2 separate regions of the Homo sapiens genome follow, and region 2 is linked to region 1. Evidence: read pairs that join two places in POLR2A ChIA-PET (ENCODE). Cell type or tissue: Caco-2. All regions are shown on one strand. Links, peaks and the distances in the headings refer to the core of each region. The heading gives the core; the rest is flanking DNA. Region 1 holds the start of DAGLB (diacylglycerol lipase beta). Region 2 overlaps RNF216 (ring finger protein 216).

Region 1 (8,338 bases), core at 304-8,303:
CTAGTTGGGAGGCTGAGGCAGAATTGTTTGAATCTGGGAGGCAGAGGTTGGTTGCAGTGAGCTGAGATTACGCCATTGCAGTCCAGCCCTGGGCAACAAGGGCAAAACTCTGTCTCAAAAGAAAAAAGTAAAATAAAATACACAGAGCTCTGTTTTCTATGTTACTGTGGTAATCAGGCACATGCCACTCTTGCTGGTCATCCCAAACCCTAAGGTCTTTTTCTCATGAAAGATGTTGCTGCTAACATTTCTACCCTCTACATTGCTCCTATGAGCTAACACCTTTTACATTTCAGTCCTTTATTCCAAACTGTCAAGATCTTGATGCCGTCACTCACTGTATCACCAGCGCCTCCCAGTGCACCTCACCACCAGCATATATCTGATATGCATACCTCGTCCATCCCAATTCAAGCAGTGACAAAGGACTAAAACATGGCGGATGGTGGCATGTCACACAGCCCTGCCTCTGACCAATGAATCATTTCTAAGAATGCATTCCTTTATTAGTCACCACAGTGCTCACATCATCCTATGAAGCAGAGGAATCCAACAGGGAAGGTTTCCAACACTTCTGGAGACATTCTCAGATAAATGGTTATCTACAGAAAACTGTAACACATATAAAAAATATGAAGAATAGGTGATCAGACGCGGTGGTTCACCCCTGTAATCCTAGCATTTTGGGAGACCGAGACGAGAGGATCACCTGAGCCCAGGAGTTCAAGATCAGTCTAAGCTATATAGCAAGACCCTGTCTCTACAAAAAATAAAAATAAAAAAAATTAGCCAGGTATGGTGGCACGTGCCTGTACTTCCAGCTACTTGGGGGTTGAGAAGAGAGGATTGCTTGAGCCCAGGTATTTGAGGCTGCAGTGAGCTATGATTGCGCCACTGCCCTCTAGCCTGGGCAACAGAGCAAGACACTGTCTCTAACAACAACAAAATAGTTGTAACCCTCACAATGTAAAAATAAAAGGGACCAGGCGCGGTGACTCACACTTGTAATCCTAGCACTTTGGGAGGTCGAAGCGGGTGGATCACGTGAGGTCAGGAGATCGAGACAAGCCTGACCAACATGGTAAAACCGCATCTCTACTAAAAATACAAAAATTAGCCAGGCGTGGTAGCGGGTGCCTGTAATCCCAGCTACATGGGAGGCTGAGGCACAAGAATCACTTGAACCCAGGAGACGGAGGCTGCAGTGAGCAGAGAGCACGCCACTGCACTCCAGCCTGCGCAGCGGAGGGAGACTCTATCTCAAAAAATAAAAATAAAAAATAAAAGGATCAATAGCCTAGTCTAAAATTGGGCAAAAGATCTGAACAGACATTTCCGCAAAAATGATACACAAATGAGCAATAAGCAAATGAAAGGATGCTCAACATCATTAGTCACCAAAGAAATGTTCCTCAAAGCCATGAGACAAAAAACAAATGGCCTGTGGCCCCAGCTATTCGGGAGGCTGAGGCAGGAGAATCACTTGAACCCGGGAGGCAGAGGTTACAGTGAGCCGAGATTGCGCCATGGCACTCCAGCCTGGGTGACAGAGTGTGACTCCGTCTCAAAAAAACAAAACAAAACACAACAAAACAAAATCATGAGCTACCACTTCACATTCACTAGGATGGCTATAATTAACAAGTCATATAATAAGAGCGTTGGGCAATTAGAACCCTTATACACTGCTGGTGGGAATGTAAAATGGTACAGCTGCTTGGAAAAGTCTGGCAGTTCCTCAAAAGGTTTCACAGAGCATTAACACATGATCCAGCAATTCACTCCTAGGTACACACTCAAGAGAAATGAAAACATGTCTGTATAAACACTTGTATGCGAATGTTCATAGCTGCACTATTCGTAATAGGTGAAAAATGGAAACAATCCAAATGCCTACCAAATGGCAAAGGGATAAATAAAATGTGGTCCATTCATTCGATGCTCTTATTCAGCCATCAAAATGAAGTACTGATACATGCTAAAACATCGATGAATCTTGAAGACATTATGCTAAGCTTAAGAAACCAGACCAAAAGGCCACACAGTGAATAAATTCCACTTATATGATGTCCACAATAGGCAAATGTACACAGACAGAAAGCAAATTAGTGAATGCTTAGGGTTGGGAGAGTTTGGGGAAAATGAGGAGTGACTGCTAATGGGTATGGGATCTCTTTCTTTCCGTTTTGTGACAGAGTCTCCACTCTGTCACTCAGGCTGGAGTACGGTGGCATGATCTCAGCTCCCTAGCAGCTGGGATTACAAGCATGCACCAACATAATTTTCTCTATTTTTAGTAGAGACGTAGAGATGGGGTTCCACTGTGTTGGCCAGGCTAGTCTCATGCTCCTGGCCTCAAGTGATCCACCCACCTCGGCTTCCCAAAGTGCTGGGATTACAGGTGTGAGCCACTGTGTCCCGCCTGGTACAGGATTTCTTTCAGGAGTGAAGAAAATGGTATAAACTTGATGATGGTGATGGCTGCACAACTCTGTGATTATATTAAAAACTGTTGAATTGGAAAGTTTACAGAAGTGAATTGTATGGTATGTGAATTATATCTCAATAAAGCTATAAAAAAATAGGTATCAAATAGAAAAGGCTACTTTTTACCTCTCATGCTGACACACATGATGGCTGACACAGTACATATGACAACTGCCAGGAGAATCATGAGGACGATCAAGTAACTGCTGAGCAAGGCTCCACCAGCACAGTCCAGCTTTCCTCTGTGCATGAGATACAACGTCAGAATGCCAATCCACCTGGCAAAAAAAAAAAAGGGAAGGGTCAGAAATGAAATCCAAGGAGCTGCTGTGTAGAACATGATACAAAGAAATAAAAGGGGACAGGGCGCGGTGGCTCACACCTGTAATCACAGCACTTTGGGAGGGTGAGGTGGGCGGATCACAAGGTCAGGAGATCGAGACCATCCTGATCAACATGGTGAAACCCTGTCTCTACGAAAAATACAAAAAAAAAAAAAAAAATAGCTGGGCGTAGTGGTGCGCACCTGTAGTCCCAGCTACTCGAGAGGCTGAGACAGGAGAATTGCTTGAACCTGGGACGTGGAGGTGGCAGTGAGCCGAGATCGTGTCACTGCACTCCAGCCTGGGCAACGATATGAGACTCCGTCTCAAAAAAAAAAAAAAAAAAAAAAAAAAAAAAAAAGAAATAAAAGGAGTTAATATTTTCCAAAACAAGGCAAGGTTCACTTTGGAATATAATTTTCTTTTTGTAGAGACAGGGTCTTGCTATGTTGCCCAGACTGGTCTTGAACTCCTGGCTTCAAGTGATCTTCCTGCCTTGGCCTCCCAAAGTGCTGGGATTACAGGCATGAATCACTGCACCTGGCCTGGAATATAATTGCCAACAATAAAAGATCTAGGCCCGGCACGGCGGCTCACGTCTGTAATCCTAGCACTTTGGGAGGCCAAGGCAGGAGGATCACTTGAGCACAAGAGTTGGACACTAGCCTGGGCAACACGGTGAGACTCCATCTCTACAAAAAATAGAAAAAGTTAGCTGGGCGTGGTGGCACGAGTCTGTGGTCCCAGCTACTTGGAAGAGTGAAGTGGGAAGATCGCTTGAGCCCAGGAGGTTGAGGCTGCAGTGAGTGGTGATCGCACCACTGCACTCCCGCCTGGGTAGCAGAGTGAGACCCTGTCTCAAAAAAATAAAAAGAAAAGGGGTCTCACTATGTTGCCCAGGTTGGTCTCAAACTCCTGCCCTCAAGCAATCCTCCCGTCTCAGCCTCTCAATGTGCTGAGATAACAGGCGTGAGCCATGGCGCCCAGCCAAGAATCTACTTTTGCATAACAATGATTCATTCCCTGCACAGATCCTCTGGGAACAGACTTCAGGTACCAATGCCACTTCCCACTGATTCCACACTTTGAAAGACAACAGCGTTGTATGTTGAGCCTGTCTGCTTCTCACGAAATGCAGCCACAACCGGCTCGGTATTTTTTCCTATCCTTCGTGTTGCAGATTCAAGTGCCCCGTACAAAGGGAAGGAAGGGCACAAGTGGCTGCTCCCGCCTCAAGAAAGGAGAACTCGAGGCCAAGGCTTTTGCCGGCGGTAACACCCTCGTGGCACCCCAGGGCCAGGTCTCGGCGCTGCACACAAAGGGGTGCTCGCGTCCTGCTGCGCGGACTTCGAAACCCCCTGTTTGTCCCCCGGGGTCAGCCCACACACTCTGGGGGCTTCGGTTTGTCATCCGTCAAATGGACACAGCACCACTGCCCACCTCTTCGGGCAGTGGTGAGAACTCGATAAGAGGATGCGTGGCCAGCGCTGGGACCGCGACAGTGCTTGGGAAGCCACTTCTGTCACCGTCTCAAGGGACAGCTCGCCCCCCGCTCCCTCTCCGGTGGGCTCCACCGCCCCCGTAGCCGCCGTCCTTACCACAGCACTCGCACGACCAGCTCGAAGAACCCTGGGAAGACCAAGTCGTCGCTGGCGATGGCCCAGCGCCGGCCGAAGAGTACCATCCCCGGCATGGCGAAGGTCCCGTAGCTCGCACTCAGGAGAGACCCCGCGCGCCGTTCACCGAGAACAAACCAGCACCCTCCGGACGCCGCCACCAAATTATCGGCGCTCAAGCGCAAACGCAGCGAGGGCGGGGACCTGCGCATGCTCACGCTGAGGCCGAGATCGGCGCAAGCGCACTGAGCCCTACACCGCCTCTTCCGCCGGAGCTGTCTGCGCCTGCGCAGAAACGCTGATCCGGAAGGCGCTGGCTGAGTCGATTGCAGGTCTGCCGGTCGGTGAAATCCGTTCTGGTATTTTCTTTTTCTTTTTCGTGAAGAGTGCAGTGATATCCGTTCTGGTGATATTTCCTTTTCCTTTTTTTTTTTTTTTTTTTTTTTTTTTTTTTTTTTTTTTTGGTGACGGAGTCTCGCTCTGTTCCCAGGCTGGAGTGCAGTGGGTGTGATCTCGGCTCACTGCATCCTCCGCCTCCCGGGCTCAAGCGATTCACCTGTCTCAGGCTCCGGTGTAGCTGTGATTACAGGAGCGCGCCACCACGGCTAATTTTTGTATTTTTAGTAGAGACGAAGTTTCACCATGTTGGCCAGGCTGGTCTCGAACCCCTGACCTCAAGTGATCCGCCCGCCTGGGCCTCTCAAAGTGCTAGGATTACAGGCGTGAACCACTGCGCCCGGCCCTGTTTGTCTGTTTGTTTAAGGCAGCGTATGGCTCTGTCGTTCAGGGTGGAGTGCAGTGGCGCAATCATGACTCACTGCAGCCTTGAACTCCTGAATGCCGCCTTGAATTCCTGGATTCCAGCGACTCTCCCACCTCAACCTCCTGAGTAGCTGAGACCAAAGGCACGTGCCACACTCCCGGCTAATTTATTTTTATTTATTTATTTATTTATTTATTTATTTATTTAGAGACATAGTTTTGCTCTTGTTGCCCCAGGCTGGAGTGCAATGGCGCGATCTTGGTTCACCACAACCTCCATCTCCTGGGTTCAAGCGATTCTCCTGCCTCAGCCTCCTGAGTAGCTGGGATTACAGGCATGTGTCACCATGCCCAGCTAATTTTGTATTTTTAGTAGAGATGGGGTTTCTCCATAAATTTTCCTATTTTTTGTAGAGACCGGAGTCTCACTCTGTTGCCCAGGCCGGTCTTGAACTCCTGGCCTCAAACCATCCTCCCGCCGCAGCCTCCCAAAGTGCTGGTATTACAGGCGTGAGCCACTACACCTGACCGAAATTTTCATTTTATAAGGAGGGACGCTTCAGGCCTGGAGGAATTAGCTAGCCTAGAGACCCAGGCTGTCAATGGCAGGTGTGGGACTCATATCCCGTTCTGTGAGACTTGCAAGCATGGGACAACATTGCTTCCATCTGTGCCCCTTGCTGTAAGGAGCCCGTGTTAGGAACCCCTCGAGTTCAGGGTCTGAAACCACCCTGCAGCTGGCGGGGTGGAGTCTGAGCGCTTTTCAGTACCCCCACTGCCCCACCCTGGTCTGAGCCACCTTCATCTCCTGCCTGGGCTCATCACCCCACTGTGCTTTCTCATTCTGCTGTGCCCTCTTCAGCAGCCAGGGTGACTTTGTGAACCTTCAGATAAAGCCTGCACCCTGCCTGGGACTTTGCAAGGCTGCACTTTGTGCATAAAATTACATTGCAGGCCAGGCGCGGTGCCTCACGCCTGTAATCCCAACACTTTGGGAGGCTAAGGTGGGCGAATCACGAGGTCAGGAGGAGATCGAGACCATCTTAGCCAACATGGTGAAACCTCGTCTCTACTAAAATTTAAAAAAAAAGTTAGCCAAGTGTGGTGGCACGCACCTGTAGTCCTGGCTACTTGGGAGGCTGAGGCAGGGGAATCGCTTGAACCTGGGAGGCAGAGGTTGCAGTGAGCCAAGATCGCGCCCTGCACTCTAGCCTGGCAACAGAGCAAGACTCCGTCTCAAAAAAAAAAAAAAAATTACACTCCAGCCCCTGGCAAAGGCCTTTCCCTGGTAGTCACACATCAAAAGTTTGTAAGGGCTCATTTATCTGTCTCCCTGGTTACTATTTGCCTCTATCACCCACCCCACTGCCTGCCGCCTTTTCCCCCTCTGAAAAGACATCAGGGTCATTTTTGCTCCAGGGGTTCTACATTCTGTGTTTCCTCTGCCAGGAATAGCCCCCCTGCAGGTTTTCTGTTACTGGATGGAAAGTCTTGGCTGTGAGTTGGTCAGGGGCTTGCGTGTTGAACCGAGAATTGCAACACAAGGCCGGGCACGGTGACTCACGCCTGTAATCTCAGCACTTTGGGGAGGCCGAGGCGGGTGGATCACCTGAGGTCAGGGGTTCAAGACCAGCCTGGCCAACACGGCGAAACCCTGTCTCTACTGAAAATACAAAAACTAGGCCAGGCACGGTGGCTCATGCCTGTAATCCCAACACTTTGGGAGGCTGAGGCAGGAGGATCACCTGAAGTCAGGAGTTCAAGACCAGCCTGGCCAACATGGCGAAACCCCGTCTCTCCTAAAAATTAGCTGGATGTGGTGGCACATGCCTGTAATTCCAGCTACTCCGGAGGCTGAGGCAGGGGAATCGCTTGAACCTGGGAGGCGGAGGTTGCAGTGAGCCAAGATCGCGCCCTGCACTCTAGCCTGGCAACAGAGCAAGACTCCGTCTCAAAAAAAAAAAAAAAATTACACTCCAGCCCCTGGCAAAGGCCTTTCCCTGGTAGTCACACATCAAAAGTTTGTAAGGGCTCATTTATCTGTCTCCCTGGTTACTATTTGCCTCTATCACCCACCCCACTGCCTGCCGCCTTTTCCCCCTCTGAAAAGACATCAGGGTCATTTTTGCTCCAGGGGTTCTACATTCTGTGTTTCCTCTGCCAGGAAGAGTCCTCCTGCAGGTTTTCTGTTACTGGATGGAAAGTCTTGGCTGTGAGTTGGTCAGGGGCTTGCGCGTTGAACCGAGAATTGCAACACAAGGCCGGGCACGGTGACTCACCCCTATAATCTCAGCACTTTGGGGAGGCCGAGGCGGGTGGATCACCTGAGGTCAGGGGTTCAAGACCAGCCTGGCCAACATGGCGAAACCCTGTCTCTACTGAAAATACAAAAACTAGGCCAGGCACGGTGGCTCATGCCTGTAATCCCAACACTTTGGGAGGCTGAGGCAGGAGGATCACTTGAAGTCAGGAGTTCAAGACCAGCCTGGCCAACATGGCGAAACCCCGTCTCTCCTAAAAATTAGCTGGATGTGGTGGCACATGCCTGTAATCCCAGCTACTCGGGAGGCTGAGGCAGGAGAATTGCTTGAACCCGGGAGATGGAGGTTGCAGTGACCCAAAATCACACCACTGCACTCCAGCCTGGGCAACAAGAGCAAAACTCCATCTCAAAAATAATAAATAAATAAAAATTGCAACAAAAACCCCACAAAGCAACAACGACAACAACAAAAAACAAATCAACAAAAGACAAACAAATGGCGTAAAAAGCACAGATTGATTGACACGAAGTTCAAGAGACCACACAGCTCAAGAGACCCCTCAATTAGGGTCTTCATTAAGCAGAAAGAATGTGGTTAACACTCATGGCTGAAGTGGAAACTTCTGTCTTGTTATCACAGAAGTGCAGATGTGGCCTCTATGCTGCCTTATCTTGCCCAGAACTGGCTGCACCTGCTGATCTTTTGCTTATGCCTTAACCCTTGTTAACCATTGATTACCCTCATTCCTGATTCTCCTGCCTCATTTCCTTTTTTTTTTTTTTTGAGATGGAGTCTTGTTCTGTGGCCTAGGTGGGAATGCCATGGCGCGATCTGAGTTCTGCAACCTCAGCCTTCTGAGTTCAAGCGATTCTCCTGCCTCAGCATT
Region 2 (8,338 bases), core at 281-8,280, 700 kb before region 1:
AATTTTTCTATTTTTGTTAGAGACAGGGTTTTGCCATGTTGGCCAGGCTGGTCTTGAACTCCTGACCTCAGATGACTGGCCCACCTCAGCCTCCCAAAGTGCTGGGATTACAGGTGTGGGGCACCGCGCTTGGCCGATGTGTGAAAATTCTTATACTATCATTTACTGCTGGTGAATTTAGGAGAGAAATTTGGCACTATTTATTAAAATAAAAAACGTAGGCCAGGCGTGGTGGCTCATGCCTGTAATCCCAGCATTCAGGGAGGCCAAGGCAGGCGGATCACGAGGTCAGGAGATCGAGACCATCCTGGCCAACATGGTGAAAATCCGTCTCTACTAAAAATACAAACATCAGCTGGACATGGTGGCGTGTGCCTGCAATCCCAGCTACTCGGGAGGCTGACGGAGCAGAATTGCTTGAACCAGGGAGTCAAGAGGTTGCAGTGAGCCAAGATGGTACCACAGCACTCCAGCCTGGAGACAGAGCAAGACTCTGTCTCAAATAAATAAATAAATACACAAATACATAAATATAAATAAAAAATGTATGTCTGTCATCATTTTTTCATACTGTTCTATAAACTCTATCGAAAAAGGGCATATACAAGAATATTCAGCATAAACAGAAAAAAGCCTAGAGACATTGTGAAGTTTGTCCCTGAGTGAATGGTTAAATAAACTATTACTTATTTGTTCTACAAAATACTCTACAACTGACCCCTACCAAAAAAAGAGGTAGCTCAGTCTGTACTGAAATGGGAAGCTTCACTAAGAAATGCCATTAAGTGAAGAAAAGCAAGCTGCAAAATCATACACAGAATGATTCCATTTACTTAAAATATGTCAATAAGACACAAACAAAATCATTTCTAAAAGTATGTATATGTACCCACATGTATATACACATGGATACATACAAATTCAAAGAAAAGACCTGGAAGGATACATGCTAAACTGGTAACAACAGTTCCTCTGGGAAGTCCCTAGAAGAAAGGAGATGGTGAATCTCAGGCTTTAGGGTGGGTCCCTGAGGACTATGCCACTGAAGTAAGGGCCAAGCTGGAAATACCCTGGACCTCCCAGGAACTGAATCGCAGCGTGGAGAGTTTAACTCCCTGAATGTGAGGTGCTGGTGCTCTTACTCTTCTTCAAGAAACCAATTAAGATCCTCTATAGAGAAACAACATCATACAGAATCCCAAAATTTTCATATACAATGACTTACACTCAATCAAAAATAACTAGGCATACAAGAACTTAATGCAGCAACAGAAAATCAAAACAAGAGAAGTAACAGACAACAGAAACAAATATACAAGGGTTTCACACAGTGAAATTAACAACATGAATTCTAAAGTAACAGCATGTTTAGGGAAATCAAAGACTAGATTGAGAACTGCAGCCAAGAAGAAGAAGAATCGAACGCAAATTCCAGAATGGAAAAATACAATAACTAATACAAAAACTAAAAATACAATAACTAATGCTACATATGGATATATAGCATTTTAAGTAAATACAGTTGAAGAGAGAAATTAGTGCATTGAAAGCCAGGTCAGAATAGCCATAGTAAGGCATAGACAAAATGCAACATTAGATAAGAGAACACGTCAAGAACAAAAAGGTCTTCAAAACACATAACTGGAGTTGTAGAAGAGAAGAAGCTGTTTCTTTGGTAGAGGAGGAGGAAGGAAAACAAGGGAGGGAAGGGAAGGAGGGGGACACATAATGGTTAGTTCAAATAACCATTCGAACTAAATAAGGGAAAAAACATAAGGAGTCACAGATTAAGACAAAGTAGAACAACAGTCTGTTTTGTTTAATTCTATAGAATATATTCAAAACCTCAAAGAATACATTGGTTCTGAAGACTCTACAAAACAAACAAACAAACAAAAAACAACCCTCGAAGAAATAAAGAAAACTTCTGGCTAGGCACGGTTGGCTTATGCCTATAATCCCAGCACTTTGGGAGCCTGAGGCAGATGGATCACCTGAGGTCAGAAGTTTGAGACCAGCCTGACCAACATGGTGAAACCCCATCTCTACTAAAACTACAAAATTAGCTGGGAGTGGTAGCGCATGCCTGTAATCCCAGTTATTTGGGAGGCTGAGGCAGCAGAATCACTTGAACCTGGGAGGCAGAGGTTGCAGTGAGCCAAGATCGCGCCATTGCACTCCAGCCTGGGTGACAGAGCAAAACTCCCATCTCCAAAAAGAAAAAAAAAAAAGAAAACTTCTAAACTTTTTATGAAGTCAGAATCATGCTTATAAAAAAATAAACATGTCAAGGATATCATACGTACACACAAACCTACGGGCCAATCTCCACCTGTAAGATCTACGGAGAAAACACTAATATTAGCAAATGGAATCCCCAGCAGCACATTACTACTACATTACAATGCCACAACCAAGGGGAGTCTTTTCAAAGACAATAACTTACCAACTAAGAGGTCAAGGAAGAAAAACCACATGACAATCTCTGTAAGATGCTGAAATTGAATGTAACAGAATCCTACATTCACTTCTAAAAAAATTTTTTTAAGTCAAAGTAAATGACTAGTTCCTTAACATAACTAAAGAAATGGTATCTAAAGCAAAAAGGCACCATCACATTTAATGAAGAAACATTAAGTATTCCCATTTATGTCTGTGGCCATTCGTGCTCTTCTCTATCAACACTATTAAAATTTTTGAGGAAGTACCGTAATATAATTAGACACGTGAAAGAAGCATAAAAATTGGAAAGACAGATCAGATGCACGTTTTCAAGAAATTAAGAGTCAACTGAAAAATCACTACAGATAATAATGGTAAGGTGATTGAGTATAAAATTAATGTAAAAAGCAACAAGGGCAGGGCACGGTGGCTCACGCCTGTAATCTCAGCACTTTGGGAGGCTGAGGTGGGTGGATAACTTGAGGTCAAGAGTTAGAGACCAGCCTGACCAACATGGTGAAACCCCATCTCTACTAAAAACACAAAAATCAGCCGGGTGTGGTGGCACACACCTGTAATCCCAGCTACTCTCGGGAGGCTGAGGCAGGATAATTGCTTAAACTCGGGATGTTGCAGTGAGCCGAGATCAGGCCACTGCACTCCAGCCTGGGTGATAGATTGAGACTGTCTTAAAAAAAAAAAAAAAAAAAGAGCAACGAGAACACTTACTCTCCATTTTGGAATGAAGCATTGCCTGATGCTAGACTCACAATAAAGACAGTTGAGATCCTTACACTAAATTTGTTGTAATTTTGTCCTTTGACAGGTCTGGCAACCCAAAGGGACAGAGACTGTTGATATCTTGAGGTAACTCAAGGAACACAGGAAAAACGGCTAACTCCCTTTTTTGGGAAGTAACGTTTTCCTCATGGAGCTGCAAGTGTCGGAAGTCCTTCTCAGGTCTGAGCTCTGCTGTCTTTTTAGCACCTGGTCTCTTTGACTTTGAGGGTACCAAGGTTAGGCTGCACTGTGAGAGAGCATTTGACTTTGCAGTACCTAGGGTTAATCTGGGCTATGGCAGGGCACAGGACTTTTGGGAATGTGGGGGCTCACAAATCACTGGCAATAACTGTATTTTTTGCTCCCTCTTTGCAGAGGTCTTTACGGCTTGAGTCAAGCCCCCAAGATTATGGCCAGACAGAAATGTGGGTGCAACTCCATTTGCTGCTAGCATACAGGGGTGCAGTTTTAAAGCTAACTGATACCAGCTGTGTTGAGTGCAGGGAGGGTATAAACTCAGGCTTTTGGAATCTGTGGGTATGTGGATTCCTTTTCTTGCAGGCTTAGGTGAGGGAGGCCTCAGGTGTCTTGACTGAGTCAGATGGAAACTGCAAAGTGATTGGCTAGGTAGGACATCTTGGAGCCAACGTCATCCCGGTCCTGAGATATACAAGGTCCAACATAAAAACAGCATCCCTAATTTCTAAAAATTGGAGTACTCTGCCTTCTGGTAGTCTTGCCTTTTCATGTATAAAACTTCTGGCTCCAGAAGCTACAAATAGTTACACAAGTGGCAAAACTTTACCAAAAATAATTCAGAATTATGATGACCATGATGTGGAATGTTCCAGATGAAAAAGAGTGTTCATCCAAGAAATTCACTTGAATCCTAAGACTCCAAATTACACGGAGAGAACGAGATTCTTACTGGCATTCAGAAGCCTCAAAGAGACAACAGAATTCTAAAATAGCTTTTTTGAAAGATTAACTGCAAAAAGCTAATGAAAAACTAGAAACGCAAGATTACCTCCCACACCAAAGACAGATAAACTAATGTAACTCCTACTGCTCCCATTTTACCTGAATACTGCATCTACTCCTGAATATTCACAGTCTACTAACTCTGAGTTGCCTTTCTTCTCTGAAAAGAACAGTTCAACTGTTTCCTTATAAAACAGAACAACCTGAAAATGTAGCATGAAATTCCTGACTTACATGCTACGGATAAAAACAGGTCATAGTTTAAAAATGTCCTAAACCTGGGGAAGACTTTCAGACATTTTTTAAAGAATTCAGAGTCTTAATTATAACTTATGATCCTAGGATACCTGACTTATTACCAGCTAACACATGGTGGGACCAGGGGAAGGAGAGGGAGTAAAAACGGATAAAAGCAGCAGAAGCAGAATATTATTTTCCTGAGGATGATATTCAGGACCTGACAAGTACTATCCAGTCTACTTATGGGCCAGGCAAAGCCTGAAATATCAGACGTGACCCTTAGAAAGCCATTTCCAAAATGTTTCAGCTCTACGGTGTTATCTGAAAGCAAAATAGATGCCCCTTTATAAACTAAGACAGATCCTAAGGTTTTGTCTGTTTTTTAAAAATTAGAGACAAAGGTCATGCACGGTGGCACACACCTGTAATCCTAGCTACTCTGGAGGCTGAGGCACAAGAATCACTAAACCTGGGACGTGCATGTTGCAGTGAGTCAAGATTGCACCACTGCATCCTGGCCTGGGCAACAGGAGACTCCATCTCAAAAAAAAAAAAAAAAAAAAAAAAAAAAAGGGGAAAAAAAAAGAAAAAATAAATAATAACTAGATACAAGGTCCCAGGCTGAAGTATAGTGGCACAATCATAGCTCACTACAGCCTTGAATTCCTGAGCTCAAGTGATCCTCCTGCTAGGCCTCTCAAAGGACTGAGATTACAGGTTTTGAGCCACTGTGTCTGCCCTGACCCTTAAGGTTAAGGAAACAAAAATCACCTATGAGGTCAGGGTTCAGGGTGACTGGTATAGCAACTCCCTAAATTCCTATGCTCCAAGAAAAATCAAACTGTTGCTAAGCTCCATACCAATAGGCGGTATCAGGCAAATATCAGACCCCTCCCTAACTCTGATTTACAACCCAGAAACCCACTACAACTCTTAACACAGACAGAGGACTGGCCTTACAAACATCGTTTTCTGATGAACTACTACATATAGATCTTAAACCAGTTTCTGCCAGCTTATAGAGGCTGCACACAAACTGTCTTTGTGCCCTACAGTTCACCTTTTGAAGGAAAAAGCCAAATTCCACCTCATTTTAATGCTGAAACTCTACCCCAGGGAAGCTCTGGTTAGTCTTTGGCAGTCCTGAAGTCAGTAACTCATTAAGAAACAAGCTAAATTCCAAGTAGCTGGGATTATAGGTGCTCACCACCATGCCCAGCTAATTTTTGTATTTTTAGTAGAGACGGGGTTTCACCATCTTGGCCAGACTGGTCTTGAACTCTTGGCCTTGGCCTCCCAAAGTGCTGGGATTATAGGCGTGAGCCACCGTGTCCAGTTTCTTTATGATTTTCTTAACCTTTCCTCAGCTTACTTTATTATAAGAATGCAGTATATTTTTTATATACATACACACACACACACACACACACACACACACACACACACACACACACATAATATACTAACTAAAGCATGTTAACCATGTTATTGGTCAACAGTATGCTATTAGTAGTTAAGTAGTTATTAAGTAGTACTAAGTAGTTAAGGCTTTGGTCAACAGTATGCTATTAGTACTTAAGTTTTTGGGGAGTCAAAAGTTATATGCAGATTTTAAACTGCACAGGGGTTGGCACCCCTAACCACCATGTTGTTCAAGTGTAAACTGTATTTGAAAACTGGCAAATAAAGAATTTTAACGAAGGCTATAAGATCTGCTTCTCTGTGTCTCCGTGTCTATATATGCGTTATGTGTGTGTGGTATTTCTCTACCAAAATATATGAGAGAACTCTGATAATCGGTTTAAGGAAAAAGGAAGCACTTCAATCTTTTATCAGAAAAACAGGACCTAACTCCAATGCCTTTTAGTTCACGTGACTTAGGTATTTTTGGTAAGTAAGACCATTTGGAAAACAGCTGTGTTCTGATCAGCAAAAATGCCCATGTATTTTTTTTTTTTTTTTTTTGAGACAGGGTCTCCCTCTGTCATACAGGCTAGAGTGCAGTGGCGTGATCTTGGCTCACTGCAACCTCCATCTCCTGGGTTTAAGCGATTCTACTGCCTCAGCCTCCTGAGTAGCTGGAATTACAGGCACGTGCCACCATGCCTGGTTAATTTTTGTATTTTTAGTAGAGACGAGGTTTCACCATGTTGGCCAGGCTGGTCTCGAACTCCTGACCTCAAGTAATCCACTCGCCTCGGCCTCCCAAAGTGCTGGGATTACAGGCGTGAGCCACCACGTCGGGCCTATATGGATGTTTTTTATATTCCAAGATTAGATAAAGTTCCTAGAAATCTGATATGTCTTGGTATAAATGCTATCAGTCATAATTTTGGTTCAGAAATAACTAAATTTCCTTGTCAACTGTGTCATTATAATGAACTCTCATCAGGTTTTTAACCACAGCCATTTTAAGTCTTGCTGTCCACAGTTATTTTGTTCTGACACTTTCTGAAAGCTCTTTGCAAGCAATTATAATCCTAAAGTGCTGTGTGTTCAAAGATGTATATGCGAAAAATGAAACGAACTCTGACAAATACAAGTTTGAGTTCGTACTATCGGACTAAATATCCAAAATTCTAATGAAGAAACTAATGGATTTGTGTAACTGCTAACCAAGATCAAACAGCAAAAATTAATTACATGAGACTGAATTGATAAAAGAAGAATCATGGGTTTTTATGGCTTCTTTATTTGAAACACTGCTGGTTCTTTTAATGTTTTGTTTTCCAGATTTAAGGAAACTTTTTTCTTTTAAGGTTATTATAGCTTATAGCAATTTGGTATACTTTTATAATAAAAATAAAAATATTTGCTTTTCCTCCCAACAGGATCCCTCCAGAATTTGCAAACTATTCATGAGTATTCTTATTTTTATGGCAATATCATTATTTGCATATCTGTCCTTTTAATAAAAGGACACAACTGGAAACTGGTTATGTTACCAAGGCTTTGACTGGAATGCCATATTTCAAAATGTGCAAACAATGCCTGGCTTTAAGCATTCCCTGTCTTACAGTGAGTAAATCTGTCTCTTCCTGGCAGGCTCAGGAACCTCCAGATGCTGGATACAGCACACAAAGACTAATGTCTGCCCTGGTTTGGTTTCCTAGCAGAGACATTTTTTAAAGACCAATTTGAGATTCCTCATCAAAATTTCCAGCAAAGCAAATTTAAATATGTGCTTTCAAATATGTGGTTAGTCAGGCAAACTGGTCTTACTGTGATTATCTTTGGTAGAAATGGGAGTGACTTAGAGAGGAAAATTACATTTCAAAAGAAAACTCCAGTATGCCTGTTATTTAGATTGCAGCACTGTTCACTGAGTTTTTATTATCTACCTGTTAGATAGCAGGAACCTGCTTAGTTCCTGAAGCCCTATAAGCTGAAGCTGGACAAATCTACGCAAATCGCAAGGAATAAGTCTCATGCCTAATGCATGGGCCACACAGAGTTCACTAGGATGGCCAATGCCACAACCAGAGACATTCACAACAGCAAACCACATTGGAGCAAGACTCCCCCTCATAAATGTGAGACTCTTACTCTCCTTAATCTTTCCTTACTTATGCCTCTCACGTGGCAGGACAACGTTGCAGTGAAAATTTCACCATCAGTAGTAGCCTCTGCAGATAACCTGCACTCCCCGCTTTAATTTAACCCAGTCATGGGATGCGAGATTACCTACTAACTCAACAGAGAAGATTCTGTGCAGTTGATGGCGCTTCTTGCTTGCACACAGATAAAACACAGCAAGTATTGCAGAGCAGACTACTTGGTTAAAACAAGGTAGACTCCTTGTCTAGCTATTTGGTTTTAGTTGGGGCCCTAGCCGAGGAGCAGCCTCCACCCAAACTCTGGGTATTACCCTCCTTAGAGTCCTAACGGCAGTCTC

What was found. Peaks named below come from ENCODE experiments on the same cell type or tissue, not always from the same donor. Only the 100,000 strongest peaks of a DNase experiment are listed, where the experiment ranks them.
Region 2: POLR2A ChIA-PET joins it to region 1 with 15 read pairs; 3 of 35 experiments call an interaction of 5 or more read pairs at or near these places.

The regions. Positions count from the first base shown.
Region 1 is chr7:6,443,340-6,451,677 of GRCh38, forward strand. DAGLB (diacylglycerol lipase beta) reads right to left here and starts at 4,615. Exons shown (of 15, transcript NM_139179.4): 1 at 4,409-4,615; 2 at 2,614-2,765. The coding sequence starts at 4,503. RefSeq lists an enhancer at 4,823-4,872. In Caco-2, for the core only: no CTCF peak of the experiment used is centred there; DNase peaks (open chromatin) are centred at 3,932, 4,662 and 5,222; H3K4me3 peaks cover 2,139 bases.
Region 2 is chr7:5,742,761-5,751,098 of GRCh38, forward strand. The region is part of intron 3 of RNF216 (ring finger protein 216); the gene reads right to left. Among named protein-coding and RNA genes, the nearest start is that of RNF216, 35 kb to the right of the region's middle. In Caco-2, for the core only: no CTCF peak of the experiment used is centred there; a DNase peak (open chromatin) is centred at 5,151.